Regions from separate parts of the Mus musculus genome. Here all the other regions are linked to region 1. A link is a loop called in an ENCODE intact Hi-C map of the cell type or tissue named here. Cell type or tissue: left cerebral cortex. All regions are shown on one strand.

Evidence for each region. A loop is a pair of places that touch in the nucleus more often than their neighbours do. Peaks named below come from ENCODE experiments on the same cell type or tissue, not always from the same donor. Only the 100,000 strongest peaks of a DNase experiment are listed, where the experiment ranks them.
Region 2: it touches region 1 in a loop (2.6-fold over the local background); 6 of 42 quality-filtered maps call a loop at or near these places.
Region 3: a loop joins it to region 1, with 2.1 times the contacts of the local background. A loop is called at or near these places in 2 of 42 quality-filtered maps.

The regions. Positions count from the first base shown.
Region 1 is chr3:117,784,468-117,792,467 of GRCm38, reverse strand. All of the region lies in intron 8 of Snx7 (sorting nexin 7), which reads left to right. Among named protein-coding and RNA genes, the nearest start is that of Gm52614, 67 kb to the left of the region's middle. In left cerebral cortex, a CTCF peak has its summit at 3,477 (motif pointing right); a DNase peak (open chromatin) is centred at 3,467.
Region 2 is chr3:117,712,392-117,720,391 of GRCm38, reverse strand. No RefSeq gene overlaps it. Among named protein-coding and RNA genes, the nearest start is that of Gm52614, 140 kb to the left of the region's middle. In left cerebral cortex, no CTCF peak of the experiment used is centred here; DNase peaks (open chromatin) are centred at 2,841 and 3,307; H3K27ac peaks cover 977 bases.
Region 3 is chr3:117,570,026-117,578,025 of GRCm38, reverse strand. Plppr5 (phospholipid phosphatase related 5) reads right to left here and starts at 2,799. Exons shown (of 6, transcript NM_029425.3): 1 at 2,094-2,799. The coding sequence starts at 2,330. In left cerebral cortex, no CTCF peak of the experiment used is centred here; DNase peaks (open chromatin) are centred at 2,467, 2,896, 3,181, 3,941 and 6 more places; H3K4me3 peaks cover 3,782 bases; H3K27ac peaks cover 3,289 bases.

The DNA.
Region 1 (8,000 bases):
AAATCAAATGGATTTGCCCACCAGAAAACCAAACCAAAACAAAACAAAAAAGCGGTGTATTTGAAGAGATTAAAAGAAAACTGCCCATTCCTCAGAAAGAGAAGGCTGGTTATTTTATTTTCCTGCCGGGTGTTGTAAAAACCCTTTACCAGCTAGAGCACCAACCGTTTACCCGAGTTGCAGCCTCAACTGAAGCTTTTAATTCTAAACTGACTCTTAGTAGGGAGATTGACAGATCTTCTACCCACCCCCTTCCCCCCTTCTAGATGACTGTGAAAGTTAACTCCAGAAACTTGGAACTCTGGCACCAGTTTCTAATTAATGTCCTCTGCCATTTGGATGAGTGTCATACATAGTTGCCAGCTCTATTCAGTTCTCTGTATGAATCACCTTGGGAAGACAAGGGTGGACATGGGAGAAACTTTACTTATGCAGGTTTTTCCTGTGATCCTGAGCCTAGAGAATGCCGGCAGTGTTTGGATTTCCTTTTAACATCTTGGGACAGAGATTTAGTATAGTATATTAATGTAGATTTAGTGGTGTATATTAAATCATTAAGTTTCTTAACATACTGGCTCTCTCTCAGGCTGAATCTGAATAAAGAGGCACTTTTGTTTTTTTATAATTAACCTCACTCTTATTACTGCAAAATCAAAGAGGAGCTATAGGGAATGGGAAAACAAAAAACAAACAAACAAACAAAAAAAAAAAACAAGAGTGACTGTGGATTGCCCACATGGGTGTGTTCCTAACAAAGAATCAAAGGCCTCAACCTCATGGAAGTACCAAAGCCTTCCCCAGGTGAGACTCAACAGGAATAGCAAAGCTTTCTTGGTGTCGTAGTCCAGTGTTGAGTTCAAACAAATGTCCTGTGTGTACAAAACCTAGCAACAGCAGCTACCTCTCCCAGATGTTTCCAACCTGAGTCTGCTGGCTGCAGACATGTCCTATTGAGACTAGTAACCCTTTCCCCTCTGCCCTACATAACATACATGCAAAGGACTCAAGTTGCTATGGCAGCCATGTCCTTCCATCAGAGTGAGCAAACTGCCCCACCAAGCTTTTCTCTGTGTGTTTGTCATTCCGTGGTTTACTCATTGTCCCTAGTCAGGCTTCCAGGACAAAGCTCTAGAGCTAGAAGACTCTAGAATGGTCTAGAACTGGGAAGTTGGAGGCCATATCAAAGTGGGTTTTCATTTGTTTGTTCTTTTTTTAAAAAAAAAATACAAAAATTCTAACAGTTTCTAACATCTGACACATAAGAAGACAAATTTCTTATTGGTATCAAAACAATTCCTCAAGGAAACAACTCTCAGTGTCTTGGTCACTGTGAGAAGACTATCAGAGTATCATTATACACTATAGGATTGGAGTGCGTGCGTGTGTGTGTGTGTGTGTGTGTGTGTGTGTGTGTGTAAAGGAAGGGAGGATATTGTTAAGTACACATACCTACTTAGGTTAATAGGCTCAGAAGATTACAACTTTACTCAACCTAGTCATTGTTATCCCAGTTAAAATGTTTTAACCCATTTCCTGTGCCTTTGTAATTTTCTCTCTTAGGCACTGGAAGACACTACTAGAAGCCAAACCATCTCAGGGATAGGAAATTCAGGCTCACTCTAGAGTTTCTGTATGAGCATCCAACTCACATGAGTGCGGTCACCATCACCAAATAGAAAACAGCCACCTCTTTTTATCTCGGTGCCATGTGAAGGTCATCTATTAAATAGCTAGAAGCTCCTTCCTCGCTTTTAAAGCCAGAGCAACATTATTGATTGCTTAGTGATTCACTCTGTCAGCCTTTATGTCGTCTATGTCATAGAAAAATATTTCTTGTGAGCAATTAGTTCTTATTTCAAATAAAACCAGAGGTATTCAATAAGAATGAATGAAGCAAGAGAAGAGGAAATCCTATGGCCTTAGGATGTTAATATTTCTGTTCTTATTGACTATAGACCCCAATTCACAATGAATGGTTTCTTTTGATTTTTTAATTATTTTGGACTGCTCACTAGGGTCAATTCCCATGGTATGCTCTCCCTTCACCAGAAGAAAGATGGCAGGGAACAAAGCTTTTGTAGATACTAGAAAGCTACTTTAACAGGTGGGAAAATGGTCACTAGAAATTTTGTATAAACAAAGAGAAAAGAATTGGAAACTGAACTCAAAGAAATGTACGTTTAATATTAAAGCATGGCCAGGTGTGGTAGTGTATGCCTATAATTGCAGTACTTTGGAAAGGTGACGCCAAAGAATTACCATGACTTTCAGGGCAGCCTGTGCTACATCAGGGCATCCTGTGCTACATGTTACCTTCCCGGGTAGACTCTGAAATTAACCAAAAACAAACAAACAAACAAAAACAAAAACAAAATAGTGGTGATGATTGCTATCCAAATTAGACATTCAAAAGTAGTAATCCACGTCACTATTCTACATAATTGTGCCTTTTAAAAAAATTTTGGCTCTTATAATTAGTAAACATTTTTGGTATTTTGGAGTTTTCTGCTGTCTCTAAGCTTCTATTAAAATAGTCTCCTCGCCACTTTATGTCCTGTAATATAATCATTTCTCAATTATCCATGCTAACGAGAATGAGTTCATATATACCATGAGGGGGGGAAACATAAGCATCTGCCTTTGTTAGACTTTGAACAAGGCTTGCATTTCTGAGACTTAGCTCTTTAGAGATTTAGTAGGAAGAGGCTAGGATGGATTCAATACTTTAGAAAATACAGAGGATATATACAAGGGTATCACATCTTAAAAGGGGTGAGTCAGCTAATGAAAAATTTAGAATTGGCTGTCAGCATTGCTACATACCTATTAGAAAATGCTAATCATGTTCCGATGATGTTCATTGGCTCATAGGTAAGTGCAAAATAACGTGCAAAATAACGATCTTCTCCTATGTCCCACCAGACACTCGTGCTTACATATATACACACCCCCATGCACACACACACTCACACACATACACACCCCCATGCACGCACACGCTCACATACATACACACGCACCATAAGCCTTTAGCAGAACGAAAGAAGAAAGCATGGGAGATGCTTTAAAATGAAGTACCAAAATAGTATTGCTGTGCTTTGATCAATTATTTAATGAGAAGAAAGGTGAATGTTTTCACTATCATTATCTGTAGGTCAATATATGGTTAAACAAAAATAAGCTTGAGAAAGTAAACTTGGAAATGGCCACTTCTAAGCTGATGAGCCTCGTGTAATTGGCCGATTACATCAAAAGCCAATTTTGGAGTGAGGAGAATACAGGAGTTGACAGACTGTGAATGCAAATTCAGGCCCTTGGATTGGTTTCTCCAAGAAATATTTGTAATATTTCACTGCCCCAGTAACCCATGTGCAGAAGTGAGAAAGATCAAATAAATAGTACCTGAGCCACCTCTGCCTTTGTCTGCCTTTGAGTTAGGCATACACAGAAGACTACGGAATAATAAATAAGTGGGCCACGAGATGGCGTCTGTAGCTAATGAGTCTTTTTACTTTAACCCTTGCAGCTGCTGAGCTGCGCACACACAGCTTACATTGTAATTGCAGAAAAGCAGTGTTTAAGTCCTGTTATTTTAAAGTTGCTCATATTTCTCAGGTTAAAACTTGCAAGATAGCTCTCAGAATCTGCATTTAGACTTTTACAAAAGTGAGGTTCCTCTTCCCAGTTCTCTTCCTGTTTGTATGGTTTGGTTTGGTTTGATTTGGTTGTTTCTGCTGTGTGTTTGTTTGTTCTTCTTTTCAGCAGTACAGGGAATTGAACTCTGGGCCTTTCGAAGGCCAGCAAGTTTTCTGCCACTGAGCAACATGCAGAATATTTGAATATTAGCACATTTTTGTTTTGAAGCAGAGACTCACTGGCTTGCCCAGCCTGGCCTTGAACACTCTGTGGTCTATCCATGCTTTGAAGTTGCAATTCTCCTGCCTATCTGATATTAGGTTTTGTGCCACCAGGCCTGATTACTTGTTTTACTTGAGTCTGAAACTGCAGTATAGAAAACAGGCTTCAAAGCTCCTAAATGAAAGAAAAGCTGCAGACTGAACGTCTACCACTTAAGAAGCAGTCATTCAGTGTAGGCTAAGAGTAGTAACTATGGTGATGACTGAAATGATGTCTCATGTGCCTCTGGGTGTTGCTTTTGGAAACCATATGATGGTAATTATCCTGCAAATACCAAATACTTGGGGGAGTGCTTAAAAATTTATGGTCACTATATTTTATAATGTCTCTAGGTAAGCAGAACTAGACAAAATTGTAAATCTTATGTAATTCCGTTCACCAATTTCTTGTTAGCCTCAGTCAGACTCTGGAACCTTCCTTTTTAGTGTAAACCCATTTATTCTACAAGTGGGTAAAAACGCCAAGCAAGACAGATAGTCACAGTGTGGCATAGACCTCCTTACATTCCACAAGGTGACACAAGTTCGATACCAACTCCTAGATGTGGACACTTCTGAGGAAAGCTGTTGCATCTACGGGAACATTCCTGTCAGCACTGAATCTTTATAAAGCTTGATCACATCTGCTTGTGGGATTACCGTGCACCTGGGAACTAAGGAGACATTTGCCTGTTCTGGTAGCAAAATGTCATCACCTCTGCCGAAGCAGCAAGGGACTTACTCTAAAACTAAAAGTTAGTTTTGGAATTAAAGCTCACCTTTCGTAGCATCTTGTGTTCGTACTTTGGGTCTGTTTCCCAGCTACTGTCTCAGAGTTCTCTGCTCTCGGAGAGTTTTAGTGTTTGCCCTTTGGCTATAGAACACAGTCACCTTGGGAGAATACTTGCTGGATTTTCGCTTACAGAGGATTTGTGGTGAACCTTGTTTTCAGTTCCGCCCCATCCTGGCTAGCACACATCTACCACCTTACTTAGCCTCCCATAGTGTGGAGCATTCCCTGTGTGTCCTTGGGAAGAAACAGCACAGTATTCTGTGAATCGGTTTTAACATGTATTATTTCACTTGGGTGGAGGTGTGTGTGCACCAGGGCATGCCTGGGAGGTCAAAGGACAGCATTGTGAGGCCAGTTCTCTCCTTCTGCCTTTGATCTGAGGATCCAACTCAGCGGTCAGCGGGCTGGCATGGAAAATGCCTTCACGCTCTGAGCCATGTGGCTCCCAAAGTCATTTTCTTAACTAAAATGGAACTAGCTGATTACATCAGAAGCCACTTAGAGGGGGAAAAAATGTGACACGTTATTCAAAAAAAGGAGAGCCCTGTGTTGTTATCAGTTGTCCCACAGTTGTATAAGAAACTAAACTTGGTAAATCTAGCTGAAACTACAAAGACTGGGCCAGAGAGGATGTTTGTGATTAATATCATTTTAAAATTTATTTTGTCCTCCTTCTGGCATATACAAATACTAACGAGCTTGATCGATAGTGGTGACTTAAAAATAGGAAAAACTAAATGCTACCTCTCAATTTAAAGCCAAATAACACCTTATTTAAAAAAAAAATAAGCTAACTTACAAAGCAAGTGCCACTGGGTTTTGAGAGATTGGTGGCGTTCCCCTTCATGTTTTTCAGCTGTCACAATGCTGATCTCAGGTCTTGGTACTGACCTGCTTAACCGTGCTGTGGGAGCTGCCTGATGCTTGAAGTCTTCCCTAGTTCAAAACGAAGTAAGAAAGAATAGCAAGAAATGAGACATGTTAGGCATTAGCTTTTGTATAGTCTTATTACATTTATTTCTTTGTTTAGAGTTTGGTTGTGTGCATGTAGAAATGGGGGCACAACCTGTGGGAGTTGGTTATCTCCTTCTGCCATGTGGATCTGAGGTCGCGATTCGCAACTAATGGGTGGAGACTTCTACCTCTTTAGGAAACTTCTGTTTCCAAAAACATTTACATTATGATCCACGACAACAGCAAAATTACACTTATGAAGTAGCATTGGAAATAATGTTATGTTTGGGGCTCACTACAGCACAAGGAACTGTAGTAAAGGGTCGCCGCATTAAGAAGTTTGATACTCCTGATTTAGGGGAACAAACTCAGGTTGCCAGGCTCAGCAGCAAGCAGCTTTATCAACTCAGCCATCTTGCCCCCCTTTTTAATTGATTTTAAGAAGAGATTTATAGATTGACATGGTTTATGTACCAGTTACCAGATAACTCAGCTGACTGTTACCCCCACATGAGTGGGAAGGAACAGTTAACTAAATATATTCACTTAAAGTAAGCTAATAGTAGTAGTAGTAGTAGTAGTAGTAGTAGTAGTAGTAGTAGTAATAGTAGTAATGATAATAATAATTTGAAAAGAGAACCAGAAAAATGACTTAATACCTAAAAGCACTTGCCACCAAGCCAGGACCCGGATAGTATAAAGAGAGATCCAGTTCTCTCAACTTCCATATACACAGATTTAGTATATATTACTTTTCTTAAAAATTGATCACCCTGACTTCTATATTTTCTTCCTATCTCTGCTCCCAAATAGTCTTTTTACTGTGTAAAAGACATCTTGTCATGTTTGCCAGTGTCTTGTATACTCTAGCGGTGACATGGAAGATCTATCATTCTCCATGTGTTGATGAATAAACACTAGCTATGGTCTTCAGAATATTTGCAATGCTTTAAATATATCTAGGTTATTTGAGCCTCAGCTTTCTCATTTGTAAAATGGAAATTATGATAGTAATATGCACTCAAAGAAAGTATGATATAAAAACAACCGTTGTAATGTCTGTTGAATATTCATAGCAATTTATGCAATGTTGATTATACTCTTACTCTACTGGAGTTGTTATGTGATTTTTAAGTAATCAAAATCCATAAAACCATTTCTCTGCCTCAAGTTGAGAATGGCAAGGAAGTCACTCAGTAGCTCATGTCTCTTTACCATGTGTCAATAGCCTTAGTGCTTACATTATAAATAAATGGTATACCACTTTGCACAGATGGTGATTAGCATGTCATGGCCAGTATTAGATTGGCTTAGTTGAAGTACAAATGGACAGTGATGGAAGAAAGACTGTTTGAAGGCCAGTGTCATTCTCAATACAATTCCGAGTCTTTTTTATTTATTTTTTTAACATGAATTCTAAACAAAGATAGCTGCTAGAAATTTCATGTTGACTTTTAACTGTGGGGTGGTCAGTTTATTTAAGTGGTAGTTTGACAGAGTTGACTAAGATGTGCTATGTACCTGAGAGCAGCAGATGCTTTGAATGCTCTGCATGGTTAGCAGTTGCTGGTTATGGGTGACCTCACTGAGGAGAGACAAGGGCTCCACAGAAAGCGCTTCCAGGAACATGGTCTCTCCCACTGTGGGGATAAGAGTGTGGATCGGGTTTCTGGTTGTATTCTCTTTTGATTTTTATACCTAAATTTGCTGAAGAATATCTGAAACTGAATTTAAGCTGGAGAGAAAAACTTATTCCTGCATAACCAATATTTATTGCATATCTGCATAGAAGGTAAATAGTAGGAATTTTTTTCTTACAGATTTTCTTTCTCAGATATATCTATGTTCACATCTATTCTTAACTTATTGAGATGTTTTTTATTTAATTAGGAGTAGATAGACTTTGAAATTTGGCAAATGCTCTTGAGTATTGCTGAGATGGAGATGACACGTTTGATTTTTCAGTGATGTTGAGGATTGATCAAATCTTGTATTTCATGATAAAATCCATTTGCATATTGCCTATAGTTCTTTCTATGGATCACTGGCTCTTCCTTGCTAAATTTTTTTAGAGATTTTGCATCTGAAAAATCAGTCTATAGTTGTTCATTTCTCCTACAATATCATTCACTTGAGTTGGCTAGAAAGCTCACCTGTGTCTTCAGTCTTCTGTTTGTACTACTTTGCTTTGCTGATCTTTGCCTTTTGAGTAACTGACCATGGTTCCATTTCATCTGGACTGTGACGTATGTTTTATACCCACATACACAATTCTTTTTCATTTTTCATTTTGCAATTATATTTAAAGTAGGTAATAAATTTAAACATACTATAGGTGGGTATCAGTTTTCTGTTCC
Region 2 (8,000 bases), 72 kb after region 1:
ATTATCAGAAATTCTAAAGCTGAAGTGGTTTCATGTTTTATAAACCAAGACACTCTCCAAATACATCGATAGAAGAATTCTGTAGGTGGGTCAAAATAAAGCAGGAATCCTACAGATGCTCTCTAGTGACACTCTTAGCCTCTCTGTGGAACGTTAGAAAAGCCTACTAAGTAAATGTACTCAAAGGATGTTGGCAGTTATAGAGTTATAACTGCTAGATCAGACACAGACAAGGAACTCTTATATTTGAGATTACTTAAACAGATTCACATTTTCGATGTCTAAAACATACAAGAATAAGAATTCAGTCATATTTAATAAATGAATGCACTTCATCTAGATGTAAAGTTTGCATGCTAGGAAAGCTATTGACTTGATTTTAGGTCTCCCACATGCTCCTTGTTGGAATGTTTCTGGCTGTTCAAGAGACATAGCATACAACAATGTAGTGTGTTATTAGTCAGCAGACATGCATTTGCATTAGTTTGGCATACCTAGGCTGTTACCGTGCATCATAAGCTTTAGGAATTAAGTATTTTTGAAAGTGAAATACTAGTGGTATTTTAAAATATTTTTAAACCACAACCACACTTTGCCCCAGTGCATGGTCCTAGAACATAGTAAATTGTGGTAAACTTCAGGTAGATGGGTGGCATTATGATTTCGATCTGATCTGTCCTCCAATTTCCCTAAGCTAACAGCTTCTTCACCAAACATGGAGATAGCAAGAATGATGCCACATTTAGGAGGTAGGGCCTAGCAGAAGAAAATGAGTTTCCTAGAGGAAGTCCTATTAAAGAATAATAGAGCCCTGGTCCCTAATTCTCCTTTCACTTTCTGGTCATCATGAAATAGTAGCTCTGTTCATCTATGTGCTTATTGCTATGATGTTAGGCTCAAAGCATCAGGACCAAGTGACCATAGACCAAAACGTCTAACATGACATATGATAAACTGCTATTCCTTTTAGTTGATGTTTGTACCAGCTAAAGGAAAAGGTTCTTGTGAAGTCATATTGGCCCAGTCCAGAGGAAGGTGGTCATCAGGTACTAGAACAAAGAACAACTTCACACACACAGGGGGTTTTCTTGATAAGATCAAAGAACAGGTCTTAGAAGTAAAGGGTGAACAAACATTTGATTACCAAGAAAGTCTGCTAATCTCTTGATAAATCAATGTCAGAGTCTTCACGTATCTTTCTGGGCCAATGATGTACAAGCATGGAGTGCTTGGGCACTAGGAGAAAGGTGTGAAAGGTGGGATCCTCATGTATCTTGAGTGATGTTCTATTGTGCCGAGACATTAATAAAGGTAGATTCCCAAGTCCCTTCATTTCTTCTCCCTGGAACATTTTGCCTATTCCTAGCTTGAATTTGCTTTACTTTCTCAGCTGCAATTGTTAAGCCTGAGTCACCACCCTTGATACGTCCTTAATGCCTGCAGTCATAGATGAGAGTCCACTGCTATCTGGTACTCTAACATGGTAGTCACTTAGATACCATCCTTCACCATCATTCTGGAAAACTGCAACTTCTTTCTCTGTTCTGCTGGGCAATGAACCTTTTCAAGATGGGATTTACATCTATTTCACCATGTAGGCACAGTGAAGGAATATGAAGGCACTTTGTTAAAAGGGAAAATTTAAAGGAATAAACATGTCACTTATTTTTCTAATAACTCTTTGCTCTCTAATATGTAACAGAATAGAAAATGAAGCACTGGTAAGAAAATTAACTAGGGATTTTCTGTCACTCCTCTGTCATGCATAGTTGGATGGTTCTTCAAACACAAACTTAAAATAAGAATTGTCTTTTCTATCTCACAGGAGCATTGTATGGGTCACTTGAGACAATTCTGTGAAGTGTGTTGTAAAAAATTCTGTGTACCAGGCATGTTATTATCACTGGAGGGGGGCATCAATGGCATAAAACAAATTGCATTGAAATTCATCTCCAGAAGAAACAAATACAAAATGATACTTCAATTTCATTTAATGTTGAACATGAGTTTGGTGATCAGTTTTACTGCACATCATCAATACATGGTTACTCAGCAAATGCTGGAATCACAACTTAATTCCTTGAATTAAAAACATTAGAATTTTGGGAGAAAGTGCAGGAGGCCTGGCATTGTTAAATAGATTTGATTAAAGAAGAGTCCTTTATGAATATTTTCTTTTTTCACAGATTGCAGTCTTTGGAAGGCACTTGTTCAAAGCACATTCTTGAATTTTACAGTAGGTGTAGGGAGGCTTTTAAGACAAAGCCACAAAGTTAACAAGTTGGGTTTTTTTTCCCTGTTTTTGGTTTTTGTTTTCTTATTTTGCTCTTTCTTGAAGATTTTTCTTCTCTTAAGGTATACGTTTACCTGCTGCTTTCATTCATCAACTTTTTAAAAAGTGACAGGATGGACAAGATAAATACATATTGCAAGAGGACTCTATTAGACTAGCTTACAGGATACAAGCTGGGTAGTTCAACAATATCCATGCCAGGGATGTTGGGAATTCTACGTCTGCTCCACCCAAAACTAGATGCCTCAATGGTCGCAGTCTGGTTCTGAGACCCCATAGGATTCCTGGAGAGTCATTTGCTTGCTGGGTTCTGACTGCAGTAATAGCTGGAGCAGCAGCAGCAGCAATGGGTTAAATGAACCCACCAGCAGGAAAGGGAAATAAGCAAGCAGATAGCTCTCTTTTCCCTGGGACCTGTTCATATATCTGGGCTGCTGCAAGTAGAAGATACTGGCCCAGTTAAGCTTCCCTGATAATTCTATGAAAGAGCCATTCAGAGGGATGCCTCTTATTTGATTCTGGATCCAACTGAGTTGGCAATCCTCCGTGGTTTCTTCACATCCCACTTGGCATTTCTGGGACTATTGACAAATCACACACTCAGCTTCATATTGTGAGCCTTGATAGTATAGTTTTCTTGCTTTCTCACTTAAGTGTGTCCTAAAATATTTTGAACTATCTCTTTATCCATTTTATACCTTTTCCTTCCAAAAAAGAAGAAGTTGACTTGGTTGTATGGCTAAAAAGTAGCTCCAAAGGGAGATAGAGAGGGAGAAGAAGAAAGAGGAGAGGAGAGGGGAGGGGAGTGGAGGTGAAGGGAGAGGAGGGGAGGGGAAGGGAGAGGAGGGGATAGGAGGGAGAAGAAGGGAGGGGAGGGGAGAGGAGAAGCAGAGAGGTTCATGACACAAAAACTTTTGTAATCAGTAGGTCTGAAGTCTAAGCTGTTAGTGGTGTGGGTGGTGTGGGTGTAGGGTTGGCTGAGGGTGCCAGAGATGCAGCAGTGAGTCTTCTCACAGTGAGTCTTCACAGCTCCACATGAAGTGTTAAGACGGAGTAGACAGAATCCTCAGCAGCCAGAAAAGCAGAATCATTTCTGGGCTATTTATAGACAAAGATTGTTCTGTCATTGGGAACACATTTGAAACTAAGCTCTTTTCTGAGGCTTGTTCCTGTCCTTTGGCTCTCCCCAGGGTGACTGCTTTCCTTCCAGAACTTATACTTTATAGATTTCTATATCAGAACCTAAAAAGAATGTGAAATAATCCTGATATTGCTGTCCTTTCTAGAGTTTTCTCTTCCTTTCCCAAGTTCTCTCCACTATATGTTAACTCCACGTTATCACATCCGCAGTCATAACAGCCTTAGGCCTGAGGATGTCATGCCTGGCTTACTGTTACTTTAACAATCTTTCTCTTGTAACTGTGCATGTTGCCAACACTCATGGAAGTTACTTTTTCAAATCCTAACATTTGTTTCTTTATGTGATCTTCTCTGGCATCATTTTTTCTCTCCTAAACTATTTCTGACATTCATTCCATTTCAATCAAAAACAGCTAGTAACCAAAATTCCTCCATAAGCCTAAATCTAAGCACAGTGGCTTCTCCTAGCATCCTTCATCTTCTCTGTGCCCTTTTACTAAGATCTTGATGAGATCTTTCAACTTGTTTATGAATTTAAACCCCTTAATTATAATTATTTATCTTGTTTCTTCCCTTCTTCCCTACAATTCCACTGTCCATCTTAAGTTCTCCCTTTTATTGCATATATGTCAAAGCTCCACTATTGGCTATATCTAACTCTTTGCCTACTTCTACTTGGCACCTGCTCAGGTGAACATTTTTTGAGAAAACAAATCAGTTGAGTTGACTCACACACTCATAGTTAATCACTTTACCTTGGTTGTTAATACCATTCAATCCAAACACTCAATTCCCTGCTCCATTTATTCCCTGTTGTCGCAGATGACTCCTTCCCACCCCCTCTTTTTACCCTCACAAACTTCTGTTTCACCATCTTCATTCTTGGACTGATTAACCAATCAAAAGGACTTCTCAAGTTCTTCTCATTTGTAAACACCATGTGTTCCATCTGTTACAACAGGACTACCTATTCTTTTGTGTTAAATTCTCCCATCCTTTGCTACTTAAGGACACCATTTCAACCAATTATCAGTTTTTATACAAGAATTAGTAGCTGTTTCTTATTAAGTTTTCTTCACTGTATCCAAATGTCTCCCACCTTAAAAATATCACCCTTGACCAGACTTCCCTTATCAGATACTAGCCCATTTCTCTTCTTTACAAATTCTTTTGGTAAATCAAAATAGTTGCTTGCACACTGTTTTCTAGATTCTTCTTCTCTATAACTTATTACAGTCACATTCACAACCTCTCATTTCACCACAACTGGGCTTTTTCAATTCAACAGTTGGCATGTCCTAAATCAATGGTCGTTTTTAAGGTTTATTTTTTTTTCTATGGAACCAACAAGCAGAATTAAGAAAGCTGGTCTTTCTGCTCCGGGAAGTGCCACTTGACACCTTGAGTACTACATTCTTTACCCTACTAACTCACGAACCAGCAAAAAAAAAAAAAAAAAAAAAAAAAAAGGTACAAGAAGGTACTATGAAGTAGAAAATTAATGGTTCTTTGGAGAGTCAGTTGTGTTAGATGGTGTTTTACTAGGGCAAACACTTGAAGGAGTGTTTTCCTGCAGAGGACACTGGTGTGAATGGGTACTGCAGACTTGTGAAGGAAATTTTCAATGAAGCAGACACAGGAAAGAGGATGTTCTACTAAAGCAAACACGTGAAAGGACACCCGATGAAGGATTCTTTGCTAACATCAGGCATGTATTGGTCTGCCTTACATTGCATAGTTGAATTCCATTTGTCACACCTTGGAGAACTTGGGCTGATTGGATGTGTATGCTGAGGCAAGACACATGTGATGAGGCTCAGGACAAGAGATGTTTTGAGGGTATAAATAGGAATCAACTGAGTGATAGAGAGAGCTTTGCTGAGGGAGGCACAGTGGAGAACGTCTTCTGATGTCCTTCCTGGTCCCTCCTGCTAACTCAAGTCAAGGCTGATGCCTAGTTGTCCATGTCACCACTGTTACTAACCCAACTCTAACAAACTGGACTGTTGGTGTATCCTCCATCCATGAAATGTTTGCGAGTGGATGGAGCTGTCTCTGCCTGCTAACCTGTGAACTAAACTGCCAATTTCCAGACTACACAGATGGGAGTTGCTCCAAAGAACCTTTATAAACAGGTCCACTTCCCCATATCCTTTCTTTTCCACTACTTTTGGTTGGTGGTGGGCTATAAGGAAGGTTACAATGTTTAAGAACCATCATTAAAAATAGGATTTGGAAAAATTAAAGTTACAGTACTATAACATTAAAGTGAAATTGTGGGCTTTTATATTCTTTTAGTATTTTTTTATTATTATTTTAAGCACCTAAAAGTTGTCTTATTCAGTTACATATATTTAAGTCTTTTTGTAATCTACTGAATGATCTGGCACATTGGTCAACACAAGTTGGACTCCATGGTTTATTGTTGTCTAGTATTTATTTTTGGTTTTGTTTTTGAGAGACAAAAAGCCATGAAGTTGGGTGGGTAGAGAATAGAGAAGATCTGGGAAGAGTTAGAGGAGTAGAAAGAATATTATAAAAATATATGAAATTTTCTTACAATAAATGCAAACATAGAAATGAGCATGGGAAGTGTTGGGGGATGGAAATGAATTGGAAGGAATTGAATGGAAAACTGTTTGATCACTGTACATAATACACGTTTAGAAATTTTCAAGTGAACAAAAACAAAACCCACTTCAAAACTCAGTGGTATGTTTGATGGATATCAGAACAGATACATAAGAATTTGGTTTATACTTTAGGATATATCATCTCCTTTCTTTTCATTTTAGCAGAAACACATCCTTATAAATAGCATTCAACAGAGTCCTCCCTCTTTTTTGGTTTGACAATCATTACTCTTCAAATAAAGTGATCTAGTCTCTTGAGTGAGGTGTGTGAGTGTGTGTGTGTGTGTGTGTGTGTGTGTGTGTGTGTGTGTGTGTAGGGGGGTAGTTTGGAGTTCACAAATCTATGTGGGTGTATTTGAGGCTATGAGTAACTTCATAGCCTTATGGTTTGAAGAGGGGACTCTCATTGAACTCGAACCAGGGCTAACATGACTGACTTATAAACTTCAGGAATCAACACAGATGGTTGTAAATACACATCACATATCCAGAATATTTTCCTGTGCTTCTGTGTTCAACTCTCTTCACTCTCACCTCCATGAAACTATTTATATACTTTCTGTGACAATAAAACATTTTGCATTTTCTATAATCTGACTTAAATAAAATATAGAGGATGATTTATTTTTACTTGATTTCTTTCTCTTAGCATAATAATTTTCATGTTAATTTAGGCTGTGTGTTTTGATACTTTGAGTTATCATCCATTGAATAGATCTACAACAAGTGCTTTTTATCTGATTTAGTTTAGTTTCACGTCTAAATGTTGATAGCCACTTGGAATGTATCTGGTTTTAGACTATGGCAAATAAAACTCCCCAATCACTCTCATTATCTTGGAGAGGACACCTATCTTAGTGTCTCTGGAGTAGATGGGGGGAAGGGACTAGATAGCTAGGTACAAGGTGAATGCATATGTTTTTATATTTATATTTGTATTTGTATTTATATTTATATTTATATTTATATTTATATTTACACTGCTGAATGGTTGCACCAAGTCAGGCAGTAGTTTTGTTTTCTTGGCAATGATGAACAGCTCTACTTATCTCACTACTACGTGAAATACTGTTTTTTTTGTTAAGCTTTTGTCATTTAAGTGTAAAGTATTCTAATGAGTGTTTAGAATGTCTCACTGTGGTTTTAATTTGCATTTACTTAATTCCTAAGGAGCTGTAACATTTCTTTCTGTGCTGATTTGCCATTCTCAGATCGTCTTTGATTACTGAGATGTCTATTCAAACCATTTGTAGATTTTAATTGGGTAGCTTGTATCGTTCAGTTGTATTGAATCTGTATTACATTTTGCATGGAAGGCTTTTCCTTAGATAAGTATCCTAAAGATTTTCTCCCAGCTCTGTATTGACCCTTCATTTCCTTAAGGACACCTTTCAAAAAGTAAACAGAGTAGCAGAGACCAAGACCTATGCATGCCTTGCCTGAAGTTACCCAGCTCACATGTGTCAGGTCTGTAACTTAAGTTTAAGTCTGTTTATTTTTCACACCAGAGGTCTTACTTATTATGTCATCTTTCTAAAAAAAATAAAATAATGAATCTATATCAACACATAATGTTAATGAGTGTCTACCGCTTTGCACATTCGTTTCTTGAGAATTAGTCTAATGAACAAAACATGGCTTCTGCGCACCTTCAATCAAAGACAAATACGGGAAGAAAAGAAGGCCACAGCATGATGATGACATCATCGTAATGCACTGCACTGAAGCTGAAGAGCACAGAGCAGACTAAGATTTTTTATGTGGTGCTTCTGAGAAGATGACCAATAAAAGGATAACCCTCTTCAGCATGAACCTGACATTCAAAAAGCTGTGGGAATCATTGTTGTGCTGGGTTGCTCTAGGTCAACCTAACAAAACGTGAAATCATATCAGAGGAGTTAAGGAATTGCCTGCCTTTGATCAGGCTGTAAGCA
Region 3 (8,000 bases), 210 kb after region 1:
ATGATGTTTCCAGTCATGACATGTTTCCTCTTACCGTAAGGCAAGGTAAGATCTCCTGAAAGGCTGTTCCTTCCATGCACGTGACTGAAACAGCTCAGTTCCACTCAGTGGTTAGCTCCCTTCCCCTTCTTAGGTTCTCCCTAGGTCTCCTCTAAGCGAGGAATCACCAAAATCTTGGACCAATGTGCCCTCAACTCTAAACTGGCACCTGCCACCAAGGATAGTTGGTTCGAGACTCACAAGCACTATCTCATTGAAGACACTGAATGGCCATTACCGAAATAAAAGTCACAGAATTTACTGATTGTGGTTGCAAATAAATCAATGACCCCAAAGCAGTAGGCATTTTCCTTTAAAAAAAAAATCAAAAAAAAAAAATCTCTGAGCTATTTAGTCTCCTAGAAAGCATGTGCCTGAAAACACAGAAGCTGCAGAGGCAAAAGTCCCCAGAAACTAGGCCAGCTTTTGCTCTGGCAACTTTTCAAACTGGGAGGGAGAGAACTGGAGCTTGAAACTGCATTGAGGATTTCTGACACATTTTAGCAAATCCAGTGTCAAAAACAATAACAAAGTAAAGGCTTTTGAGGACAAGGAAGTCTTAACACCGCCCCCCCCCAACCATCACCCTCAAGCTGAGGTTGAAATCATTCTGTGTATGAGAAACAGAGTTACTTAGAAGCTAGCAAGAACTTGCTCGCTTTGTTTATATTATTCCAGTTTTGTGGTAAGAACTTTTCATTTTGAAATTTCTTAAATCACTTCCCTGACTAGGGGAGAAAAGACTTTTAAGAATGAATGAAGCCGATACACTTATCGGGATTCCCCAGTTCAGCTATGGAAAATAAAAGCCCAAGTTCCCTTGCCTTCCCTTTCATTCTCTAACTTCACTTCCTATTCCTTCTGTGGTGAGTGGGAGAGAGGGAAGAAAGAAAGAAGATGGAGCATCATGGGAAGGGAACCTCAGATATTTTGTCAATGTAAAGGAACCGTAGTGAGGTTGGTCTCCAAAGAAACATCACTCATCTGCCACCAAGAAACAAAACAAAACAAAAAACAAAACAAAACAAAACAAAATCTTTGGATTGTGTTCATATATGTATATTGTGATGTAATTATTAGCTCAAGAGTTACATCCCCTGTGTGTGAGACCATTCTATATAGTCTTACATAGTCTTGTCATGTCTCTGTCTCTTTCTCTGCCTCTCCCTCTCTCCCTCTCTCTGTCTTTCTGTCTCTCTCTTTGTCTCTGCCTCTCTGTTTCTCCCTGTCTCACCACACATGCACACACACACACACACACACACACACACACACACACACACACACTAGGAAAGGAGAGAGTGAGAGAGAGAGGCAGAAAGACCTACAGGCAGAGAAGAGGGAGGAGAGAAACTTTAAATCCAGCGAGGAAGAGAGGACGTGCTAGTGCTAGTGCTAGTGTAGTCCAAGGAGAGGATAGCCTTTAAATAAATCTAAAGTGCTCTTGTGCTGCAGGTTCCTCTGCTCCTGCTTTTCAGCAAAGTCCTGTTGCTGAGGCTTCTTCTTTTACAGATGCCCAAAGACATTTTTAGATACTTGTGAGCCGATCTTCGGCCTAATGCATCAGACTCTTTTCATCAGGAAGGAAAGGAGGCAGATAAAACAGGAGCATGTACCCCAGCCTCAGCTGACTGGGGTCACTTCCCCATCCCAGCATCTGATTCCTTTACCCCACCCCAAGCTGCTGCTTCCCTTCCTACCAAAATTCAGAACCAAGACCCGTTAGACAGGACCACAGAAGGGACCAAGTCTATTTGTTTCAGAGGCTCACTCCCTTCCTATCTCTGCCACCCACCCTACACCTTCTGCAGGTCTATTCCCCGTCTTTGAGCCACCCAGCCTGCAGGCTCAAGCAGAGGGTGCAGGGGTGGTTTGGAGAGACAGGGGTGCTTTCTTCTCACCCACCCCCATGCTCCCCAGAAGAATGTCCTCTGGGGGAAGAGGACTGCCACCAAGTTAGAGGAACTTAGATGGTGAAGGCTGGTATTGCCTGGTCCTCCCGGCTGAGTCTCAACCTGCTGAAGGCAAGAGAGGGCTAGCAGCCCGGAGCTTACCACAAGCACCGGGACGCCAGCGGCCAGCGAGTAGAGGAGCACCGGGGGCACCGCGCTGCTGTCCTCTGGGCCCGGGTAGGGCTTACGGTAGGCGCTGTCGTGGCAGAAGAATCCCTGCACGTTCACAGTGAACGTGTCTGTGTATTCGAAGTAGTAAGCCAGCATCACCGTCCCTGCCATGATCACCATCTGGAAATAGAGCATGCTGCTGATGAGCGCCACGGGCAGCAGGGGCATGCACGCCTCCTGGCCAAGCCGAGCCGAGCGGGCGGTCGACGCGCCACAGGCCCCCTCCGGGCTCCGCCGAGGCACAGCCACCGGGGGCGCGGCGGCGGGGGCGGCGGCAGGCCGAGGTGGCGCGAGGCGGAGGCTGGCAGCCGCCGAGGCAGAGGCGGAGGATGCGACTGGGCTTCGGGATGCGCGGGCAGGATGCAGAGGAGGAGGCTACCCCCGGACGAGTCCCATCTGCCCTGCCCGCCCCCTGCCCGCTGCAAGCGCCGCCTGCCCGGCCGCGGGGTCGCGCGCAAGGGCGGGGAGTCCCCAGCCCCAGCTCGGGAGCATCCGCGACACCGCGGCACTGTGGTCAAGCCCTCGGACCGGCCCGAGGCAAGCGGCGTCGGTGGCACCTCGTCCCCTCGGAGGGCGGGCGGATGTTGTATAGCTGGAGCAGCTGCCTGGAGAGGGTAAAATTCCAAATCTGAAGGGGAGGGGAGGCAGCAGAGATGGAGCTTCTAGAAACTCCCTTTCGAGTCACCAGCTGGGCTGTTTCAGACCTCCCGCACAGCGCCTGGGAAGAAGGTGCGGGGACACATCTTCAGAGCGCAAAGCCCACCGGAACGCAAAGTGTCCGGGTGGCGCCGCCGAATTGCAGTCTCTGTCTCTGCTCACAGCACTGCCTGGACTCTGTGACCCCTCCAGCGCTGGAGAGCAGCCAGAGCAGTGTGGCTTCCAAGGCGATGACAGAAATTATCTCAGAGGATTTTAGATTCTGGGTGGCTTTGCCTCCCTTCCAGTTTCCCAAGGCTTTGTAAGTAAATCAACAGATTCAAGGTTCCTAGCTTTAGAGGCATCATCTTGGGCAAACCGGCTCTTTCCTGGTTGGTTCCACGTATAGCCTTTCTCATCTTCACAGTCTCCTCTGATTAGCTGCTTGGGAGATGAGGCATTGCAGATTCTTGGGACCCAGGGGTACCAGTCACCAAGGACAGGGAAAGAACTATGTGCCTCATCTTGCTATTTCCAGAGTTCAGGGAATTGCAGGGATTCCTCTGAGGTCAGAAGACCCACACAGAGTCATAGCACAAGCACACACAATGCAGTCTTACGTAGATGTCCACGCGTGTGCGTGGATATTTAAGTAGCTTAGGAGCTATATGTATGCAGAGCCCATCCTGCAATGACTCGTAAGCTCTGCACCCAAGCAATATCTTCAAGTTACCCTGACCCTGCTCACACCAGGCAGAGAAAAAAGCATGTGCAGAAGATAAGGAGAGAAAAATAACCTTAAGAGCTCTGCTCTTTTCCTTAGAATCTGGAATTACTTACCAGGATTTCTGGGATGTTCATACATCTAATAGGCTGTAACATGGTGGCTTTTGGAGGTGGGCCTTTATCAACAAGAAAATACAACATAAACCCAAAACGACAGTTTTGATTAGGCAAATCACTGATTTTGAGGATGGGATGGTAACAGCACTGAATTTCTTGAATATTAAATAGGTGTGAGATGGGCCACCATGTAATCAAGAATATCATTTAACAACTAATTATTTCAGAGCACTCTTAGTGATGTGTGTGGCAGGCAACTTTGGCCGGTAGAAGTAATGTATGTGAGTGAGCTACCACTGTATGAAAATGTGGCCACTCGAAAGATTCAGGATGTAAGACTTCAGGAACTAAGACTAAGAACAGGAACAAAGAGCATAGCCATGGGCAGGCAAAGACTGGGTATTTGTGAGTTATGTGGCAAATGAAAAGTGAGTGAATAGACTCTCCCGGTTCAACTTTGAGAACCCAAGGTACTTTCTGGAAAGATACAGAATATCCAATCCTGGCTCCTTTAAGATTGTTAGCAACTAGCTTCTCTGTTACTGAAGCAGCCTTCTAATGGACAAGGGTTAGAGCTGAAGTAATCGTGAGATTTTATTTTGAGGATCCTGTGTAGTTGGGGGGAGAGGGGGAGATTGAGGATTGCCTGTCTTCCAAAGAAGATATGAACATGTAAAATAGTAAATCCTTATTTCTATGTTTTTTTTCAGCAACTAACATACAAAATCCAGATATTTTCCTGAGATTTTAGAATCGTATGTAGAAAGAAAACCACAAATAAACAGAAAACCCAGGAAAGAACTTTACCTTCCATACATAGCAGGATTTGTGAACTGTGAAGAACACAAGAGGTTACACGTGGGGCTAAGTAGGGACCACTCTTGAAAATAAAGTGTTCCTCCTTTAAACAACAAAGCCCAGGTTTATATTGCCAGACTTGAGGGAGTGATGTTTGAGGAGATTCGGGACTGAAAAGTGAGATGACTTCACTCTAATGAAGAATCTTAAATATTAGCATATATATTGATGGAAATGCTCCTGAGACTAGAGCAAAAATAGAATAAGAAAAGGAGTCTAGCATGGCTGCTCTCCAAGTGGCCCGGACCAAAGATTAGTCAGACTCAGATACCTACACATAACCAATGGACAGAAGACTGGGAACCCTGTGGTTAAATTAGGGAAAGACTGGAAGAAGCTGAGGAGAAGGGCGACCCCATAGGAAAATGAGCAGTCCCAACTAACCTGGACTGCTGAGATCTCTCAGACATTGAGCCACCAACCAGGCAGCATGCACAAGCTGATATGAGGCTCCAGACACATACACAGCAGAGGACTGCCTGGTCTGGCCTCAGTGAGAGAAGATGCACCTAACTCTCCAGAGACTTGCGGTTCCTGGGAGTGGGGAGGCCTGGTGGTGTTGAGGGTAGGGGTGGCAACATCCTCTTGGAACCAGGGAAGGAGGAATGGAATAAGGAACGGTTCATGAAATTTGGTCCTTAAAAATGCTCTATAGCATTCACAGGCTGGACCAACACCCATGGCACACATGTAGATATGCAGCTCCACGAGCACCCCTCCCCCAACAATGGGAGCAAGAGCTGCCCCTCCAACTGTAGCCTGACTGTGGAACCCACTTTCCAACAGAGCTGCCTCAGTGGGAGCAGATGTGCCTAATCCTGCAGACACTTGATGCACCAGGGTAGGGGAATATCTAGGGGTCCCTTGTGGAGGGGAACTGGAAGGGGACAGCATTTGGGATGTAAACAAACAAACGAACAAATGAATAAATAAATATTATTTTAAAAATAAGTGCACTATAAACCCAAATCATGACATCATGAAAGACACATCAAAAAAGTCTTGAGTATTCGCAATTTCATCCTTGACTTCTCATGACCAACATCACAGAAGAGTGCATCCTCAGAGAAGGAGGTCCAGTACTTGTCAGGGAGATAGCTGCTTTCTCAAGAGAAGATGCTAGAATGGTGATGTGTGTGTCTTCTTTGATGTTCTAACTGCAACACAATCTTTATCTCAAAGGGCAGGTGCTTCTGACTAGACCAATAGTTGGTTGTTTCCAACTGAGGCTGCCAAGATGTCTTTAAGGTGCCTTATACTGTGACTGTATTTTAATTATTCGAGTTCTCTGCATTCCCAGTATCTCAAATCTTTACTTTCAACATGGTTACTATAAACAAACTATATACTTCTTTGCTGAAACTACCTTTTCCCCTGATAGTGCATGTATGAAATTAATAGACTTGTCCAAAAGAGGCAAAATAGTTTAGAAAATGTGACTGCTGGGAAAGAGTAGAAATAGTTAATATGCCCTAAACTGAATCCTTCTGTGTTACGGAAACTCAAACTATTAAGTTGGCAAGCGTTAACTGAGACATGCTGGTCATATTCACTGTGTATCCCTGAAAATGACTGAGCTTCTCTGGGTCCATTTGCTCTTCTGTAAAATTCAGCTTACAAATCATAACTGCACAGATGTTGAAAGGCTTATATTTACAAAATGCTTCATAAATATTAATTCCTTGGGAAAGTCTGAATTAGAAAATACACACAATCAGTTGTACAGACGGCCTCATCTAAGTCAGTTCTACATGTTTTTCCATCTCTGATTTCAACTCACAATTACTCAGATTAATTCTGGGTGCTCCATTTCCCAGGCTTTAAGTGTGAGATTATTTGCTGTATGTTTTAAGCATTAAGATACACATTGTTAGGTATAAATCCATAGATCTAAGATCCCAGGGGGCATGTCAAGGTATTCAGATTCCCTGAGAATAGCTTAAAACAGCTTAAAGAAAATGGACATAAGGATGTGACAACTTGAAGTATCAACACTTTAGCCCGAGGATCAGGGATGCTGCCATTCTGCGTTAGTATCTTTTCTCTGTGAAGCCATGAGAACAGGGTCCTGGCCATGTCATTTCAGTGTCACAGTTTCTACAGCTTCCAAAATTGTTGATAACCTTGCATTCTTCACCTAAATATAATACAGAGCCAAGGCCACTCATGACAATGAAAGGCTAGCGCTACAACTTTTATTCTTTACCACACCAATATGATCCAGCCGTGGTAACACCAGCAAAATCTTCATTGATCCGTTTGGGTAAATTCCAGCCTAAAGCCCTGCTGAGCTGTCTTTGCTTCATGCTCCTAGAGAATACCTGAAAGTCATTATGTGTGCTGTGATTAATGAGGACCATCCCAAGCTAAATCACAAATCCTTCAAATACTTGGAGAAACAGAGGCTTCTTTAGCAGTGAAGCCAGGGATGTGGGTCAAATTGAGCTGGTGATATTTGCATGTCTATGTTCAAAAATAAAGATGTGAATGCTAATTGGAGCTCCTCTGCTTGTCATTGTATGTGCTGGGAAAATGATTGACAAGGGAACATAGCAGATGGTAGACATTCAGAATGATTCCTTCTTCCATATCTGGACCATAGCAACTACTAGCAGTTTTTAAATTTGGAATTATCAAGGTTTATAATCCTGACAAGTTAAAGGTCTGACTTGTTTATAACTAGACTCTGCACTCTCTGGAGCCTCACATAAAGAGAGTAGTTTGAATGCTAATATTTTGCTCATCATATTTCAGAAGACAGGCAAACTAAGAGTGGCTCTATCCTATCACTTCAGGAAAGTGGAGGGAGTTGGCAGAATTAATGGTCCTTGAGGAGAACCATTTTTGGGCTCTCTAGGAAGTAGTCATCAGTAGATATTATCACAGTGAAAAGGGAAAAGGAAAAGGAAAAGGAAGAGGAAGATGAAGAAGAAGAGGAAGAGAAAGAGAAAGAGAAAGAGAAAAAGAAAAAGAAGACCCAAGGTATTTGAAGAAACCCCCCCTCCAGTCGTTGTTGGGTTTTGTTTGTTAGTTTTTAAACAAATTATCCAGCATTTTTAAAAATTCATTTAGTCATTGATTGATTGATTGATTTTTATTTTTTAGTATAATCTCTAACAAAATCTGTGTCCTGAGTTGGCATGATGGCTCAGTGGTTAAATTACTTGCTCACAAATCTGGCAATATGAGTTCAATTCCTGGAACCTATCTTTAAAAAAGTGCTAACTTCAGTGCCACACCTCTGTAAGTCCAGAAATTCTGCATATAGGCATGAGGCAGTCTGGAGAATCCCCAGGAAGCCAGCCTAGTCAGCCAGCCTGGAATGCAGTATGGCGGAAACAAGAGACCCTGCCACACACACACACACACACACACACACAAATGCAATGAAAAGAGAAAACTAAGCTTGAAATATGCTTACTGTCACACGCATACAGTCTCCCACTCTCCCAAAAACACACAATACACACACTCCACACACATACATGCATACAGACACAA